Regions from separate parts of the Homo sapiens genome. Here region 1 is linked to region 2. Evidence: chromatin loops called from intact Hi-C (ENCODE). Cell type or tissue: ovary. All regions are shown on one strand. Links, peaks and the distances in the headings refer to the core of each region. The heading gives the core; the rest is flanking DNA.

What was found. Hi-C counts contacts between places; a loop is a spot of excess contacts. Peaks named below come from ENCODE experiments on the same cell type or tissue, not always from the same donor. Only the 100,000 strongest peaks of a DNase experiment are listed, where the experiment ranks them.
Region 1: a loop joins it to region 2, with 2.0 times the contacts of the local background. A loop is called at or near these places in 3 of 110 quality-filtered maps.

The regions. Positions count from the first base shown.
Region 1 is chr9:2,743,533-2,746,350 of GRCh38, reverse strand. No RefSeq gene overlaps it. Among named protein-coding and RNA genes, the nearest start is that of KCNV2, 27 kb to the right of the region's middle. In ovary, for the core only: no CTCF peak of the experiment used is centred there; no DNase peak of the experiment used is centred there.
Region 2 is chr9:2,813,793-2,816,610 of GRCh38, reverse strand. The region is part of intron 13 of PUM3 (pumilio RNA binding family member 3); the gene reads left to right. Among named protein-coding and RNA genes, the nearest start is that of PUM3, 29 kb to the left of the region's middle. In ovary, for the core only: no CTCF peak of the experiment used is centred there; no DNase peak of the experiment used is centred there; H3K27ac peaks cover 333 bases.

The sequences.
Region 1 (2,818 bases), core at 106-2,605, 70 kb after region 2:
GGTGAGGGAAGGATGTGTTCCAGGCCTCCCTCCTAGCTCCCGGTGGTTTGCAGGTAATCATCAAATATGCATCACCCTGACCTCTGCTGTCATATTCACATGGCATTCTTCCTGTGTGCCTGTCTGTGTGTCCGTCTGTGTGTACAAATTTCCCATTTGATATGGACACAGTCATATCCGATTAGGCGCCACTCTAATGACCTCATTGTGACTCGATCACCTGCCAAAACCCTCTTTCCAAACAAGGGCACATTTACACACCCTGGGGGTAAGAACTTCAACATTTTCGGTGATAGGGACACATTTCAATTCATTACAGACCTCAAGATCTAGTTTGTATCTTAAAGGCAAGAGAAATGCACTTGTTTGCAGGTGTGTATTGCCTTTCCCCATTAATCCCAGAGCTGGAGATTGATATCAGTACCCAAACCCTGGGCAGAGGGATAAAAGGGGCTTTTGTGTTTCTCTTCCTGCCCGTTTAGTCTTCCTATCTCTTATCACTACATCCTATGCCTTTAGGCTGTCTCAGCCTCCTCAGATCCTAGAGAGAGGAAGCTGTCAAATCCTCCTAGATCTCTTGCCCTCTACCCCCTGCTTTGTGATCCAAATCCTGCTTATACTCAGCATGGCTGCAGAGGCCTCTAATTGGGGGTGGGAGTGTGGGAGTGAGGAGTGGAGGAGGGGTGGTCTTCAGCACATTGATGAGGCTTCCTAGGAAGGAAGTGGCTTCTGGGCACAGTCCAGAAGTCAGAAAATCTCTGCGGCCATTGCTTTACTTGCTTCTCTCTCACTTTACCAGAGGTGAGTCTATCAATAGAAATACACCCTACCATCTGTTAACTTTCTACTGCCAGCCAGGCCCTGTTCTAGGAACTTTATATATAAGATCTCACTTTATTTTCATTATAATCAACATTTGTACAATGTTTTATAATTTGTGAAGCATTTTTTCATCTGACCTTTGCTATATTCTTTTGAGAGAAGAAAATCAATTTTATTTCCATTTTGTGGATGAACAACTGACTTGCTTGATGCCACACTACATATGATGTAGCTACTGCCTACTAGGTTCACAGATGCAGCCAGGTTCTCCAGGGGAGCAGCTAAAGGCCATTTTCCAGAGGAGAATTTTTTTTTTTTTTTTTTGAGACAGAGTTTCACTCTTGGTGCCCAGGCTGGAGTGAAATGGCACAATCTTGGCTCACTGCAACTTCTGCCTCCCGGATTCAAGCAATTCTCCTGCCTCAGCCTCCTGAGTAGCTGGGATTACAGTCATGCGCCACCATGCCCAGCTAATGTTTGTATTTTTAGTAGAGATGGGTTTTCTCCATTTTGGTCAGGCTGGTCTCGAACTCCCGACCTCAGGTGATCCGCCCGCCTTGGCCTCCCAAAGTGCTGGGATTACAGGCGTGAGCCAATGCACCCGGCCCAGAGGATATGTTTTGTTCCCACCTACTGTTGATAGTCTTTTAGAACCTGCCTCCTTCAAAGGCCCATGTGGAAGGCAGCCATGTCTTGGATCTCTACTCCATGCTGAAAGTAATATAAATGAGTCTCTCTCTCTCACTCATCGTGCAGGCACACACAAGCCTTGTGATCTTGCTTTTGGAAAGAAACCATGGCTTTACTTTGATAGAGTTGAGGGGTTAGTGTGTACCACCCACTGGTTCCCAAGAGACAAACCCAAGGGAAGGTGGCAAAACTTAATAGCTCATTACATTGTTCTTCCATTTATTCCTTACAAGCATCCTTTGTGCCTGGTGTAAGTCTTCCAATCTTTTTATAGAAGAAAATTAAGACTCAGAGAAGCTAGATAACTAGCCCCAGGTCACACAGTAATAGTAAGGGGCAGAGTCAGAATTTGAACTCAGACCTGTGGGTTCAAACCCCTGATGCAGTCATTATCCCTAGCCAGAGTTTTTGCTGAAGTCTTTGTTACGTATTCTTTGGGAAGCATGGCTCAGCACACAGTAGGTGCTCTATAAAGAATGATGATGTTTGTATTTGTCATTTATTGCTCCATAACAACCCCCAAACTTAGCATCTGATAACAATGCACATATATTATGTCATAGTTTCCATGGGCCAGGCATCCAGATAAGATTTAACTGAGTGGTTCTAGCTTAGGATATCTCCTATAGTTGCCGTCAAGCTGTCAGCCAGGCTTGTGGTCACCCGGGGCTGGAGGATCTGCTTCCAAGCTCACTCATGGGGTAGTTAGTAGGACTCAGCTCCTCAGAGGCTGTGGACTGCATACCTCATCACATGGGTCTCTCCATAGGCTTCCTGAATGTCCTCACAGCGTGGCAGCTGGCCTCATCTAGAGCAAGCAATTTGAGAGACAGCCCAAGATGGAAGAAGCTGCAGTCTTTTATTATCTAATCTCAGATGTGACCGACTGTCACTTCTGCCATCTTTTATTGGTCACACAGACCAGCCCTGGTACAATGTGGGAGGAGCCTACACAAGGGGGTGAATACCAAAGGGTGGAGTCCCTGGGCGCCGTCTTGCAGGCTGGCTCCTGAAGTAGACCAAAATACTTCACCCCAAAATATACTTCTTTGACGTATTTTGAGATGGCAGTTCAGAGAGCCTGCACACAGAAGTGGCCCTGCCAAGCTATCTTTTGCCGGGGAGATTGGCATCTGTAGAGAATCTGCATTGAGGCGGCCAGGCTTTCCCTGAAGCTTTCTCTTGTCCTTATCTAGAAAAGATTAACAGAGAGCCTGACACCTTAAATATCTGAAAGATACATTTACCATCTATTCTCCCTGCAGGCTGCTAAATGTGAGGTTTCATCCATGTAACAAGACCACTT
Region 2 (2,818 bases), core at 306-2,805:
CAAGGTGGTGGGCACCATTCAGCTCCAGTCCCTGGCAGTGTGAGCTCCATGGCGATAGATCTTCACATTTGTTTTCTTTTTAATTGAGGTAAACTACATATAACAAAATTTAGCATGTTAACCATTTTGAAGGATACAGTTAAGTAGTATTAAATATGCTCATTGTTAGGCAATCTCCAGGACTTTTTTTATTTTGCAAAACTGAATGAAGCAGCGTACCCACTAAACTAGACCTTCCAGTTTTTTTAGTGCAGCTGAAAAGGTAGACTTTTGGAAACAGTCACCCTGTTTTCAGAACAAAATACTTGGGAAGCTGCCTGATGATCTAACCTGCCCTCTATATTTCTGTTATCCATTAGTTAAATCTCTTAGTTTTAACTTTTTATTAACTCTCTTCCCTCTTCACTAGCTTTTAGGTTCTATGCAGTAGTCTGCATTTCTTTTTGTCCCCATAGCAAACTACCGTAAGAGTGGACACCACAGGCTCAGTCTTCAGCACCATGGATGGGTTGATTTTTACATTTCTACCCTCAACCAAAAACGCACACGCCTTAACCCTACTTCATGTGTGTATCTTTATTTTGACTTTTACCCTTCCTCTTTAAAAGCGCATTGGCAAAACAGGAGTGCCAAGGTATCTAGCTGGAGTTCAGCGCAAGGCAGTCAGAACTGGCCAAAGATGTCTTCAGAAGGGAAGTCTTTTGTAATTCCCATGCTTTCTTTGTTTACATGCCTACTTTAGAGCTTAAGAAGAAATTACAATAAATGGGCCTTTGTGAATTTTCTGTAAGTTAACTCTTGTTAGGAGTAAGCCAAGCCAAAACCTTTTGAATTAAACAATTTTTGGTATTCTTTCTCTTGAGGGTAAAAACTCATGACTCAGCTAGCTTTATTTAATCTCCATAGTTAAGGAGGCTATACATATTGAAAGGTATGTTTTTAATATGAAATAATTATTTTATGGCAGCTTTCACTTTGCAGTGTGACTTTTTCTGATTTGCTCCTGGTAGTAGCCCATGAGTTAGGCAGGTGTATCATTTCCTTTTAAATGTAAGGGAATTAATATGCAAAGAGTTTAATGGATTTGCCAAAGGCTACACAGCTTGAACTTAAGACCCCGGAGATTAAATTCTGCACAAAATCAACTATGCCTTAGCTGTCTCTTACCTATTTATACATGTTACTGGAATTGTTAGTACACACCATGTGATAATCTAGAACTTCCTCCCCATTTTCTCTGTAACCCAAGTTAAAGAGAAATGGAGTAGTACTCTTTCAAAGGTGTATGTTTTTGATGGTAGGGGAAAGCTGTAACGAGGGTGAGCTGGGGAAGGATTAAATGATACTACATTTTTTTTGCTGATCAATAAGGTGGGTTGAAAAAATGATACTACATTTTGAAGAAATGTTTTTTAGTTTTTTGTAAAATTGTTATTTATAAACATGCATTCTTTTAAAAGCCTTAATTAAATACGAATTTAGATTCTAAATTCCTTAATTACAAACCAAAAGGGAGTAAAGTTCAATGAATTTGGGGACTGGTCTGAGTAGTATTTAAGCACAGGTTTTATGCATATCATGAAGTCCCAGTTTCTCATTTTATAAAACCATTTCTGCCCAAGCCATATGTGTTGGATTAGTCCCTAAGCATGGAAGCTGTGGAGAAAGCTCAGTGTATTGAGGAATACATTGCCGGCTTCATGCCTCCTCCCTATACCAAGGAAAAAAATGTTAACTAAAAGTGTAGAGTAGCCATTATAGTTGTTCACTACATACTGCCCAGTTTTTTTGTTTTGTTTTGGTTTTGTTCTCAAAAAAACAAATTTTTAAAGGTGTTATATTTCAGAGTCATTTTGTTAAGGGCAGCGAAATTTTGTTTTTGTTTTTGTTTTTGTTTTTTAAACTGTAGAAATTGGCCCAGGCTATGTATTATTCTCACCTCTTTCTTTCAACAAATTAACAAAATATATAACAAAGCATTTGTCCTCTCTTATGTGTTGGTTAAAGCTTAATATAGGTACCTAAAGGTACACTAAAGGCACACTCAAGGTATGCCATATTTGGGGCACTAAACACTTCATTATCAGCAACACATAGATTGGCCTGGTGTGGTGGCTCATGCCTATAATCCCAGCAGTTTGGGAGGCTGAGGTGGGTGGATCACCTAAGGTTAGGAGTTCGAGACCAGCCTGGCCAACATGGCGAAACCCCATCTCTACTAAAAATACAAAAATAAGCTGGGTGTCATAGTGCAGCCTATAGTCCCAGCTACTCCGGAGGCTGAGGCAGGAGAATTGCTTGAACCCAGGAGGCAGAGATGGCAGCGAGCCAAGATCACGCCACTGCACTCCAGCCTGGGCAACAGAGTGAGATTCCGTCTCAAAAAAAAAAAAAAATAGTTGGAGTTCACTTTGGAGCTTGTTTTCCTTGAGAGAGTTCCCTGCCTTGTAACAAGTTCTGTATGCTTTTTGTGTGTTTTCCCGTTTGTTACTGAAATTTTAAGTTCATTTTCCCTGAGTGGTTGTAATTAGTTATTCATTTTGAGGTGGTTAGACCTATTGAATTTTCAGCTCTCTGAAAACTTTTATGTGTTACATGGGAATCTTTATACTGTGATCTTAAACTTCAGAAGTAGTTAGGAGAGCATAATGGGGATTGGACTGGTAGAAACAGGACATAGTGGTCAGAAGATTACGTTAGATGATCAGTGTGCAGCTCTCAGTAGTGCTTGACTCCTAGTAAGCACTTAACGAGTGTTAGCTACTGTTATCAGAAGCATGCTATACTTTTGTGCAAAAAATGAGGGAAGGTTGAGATT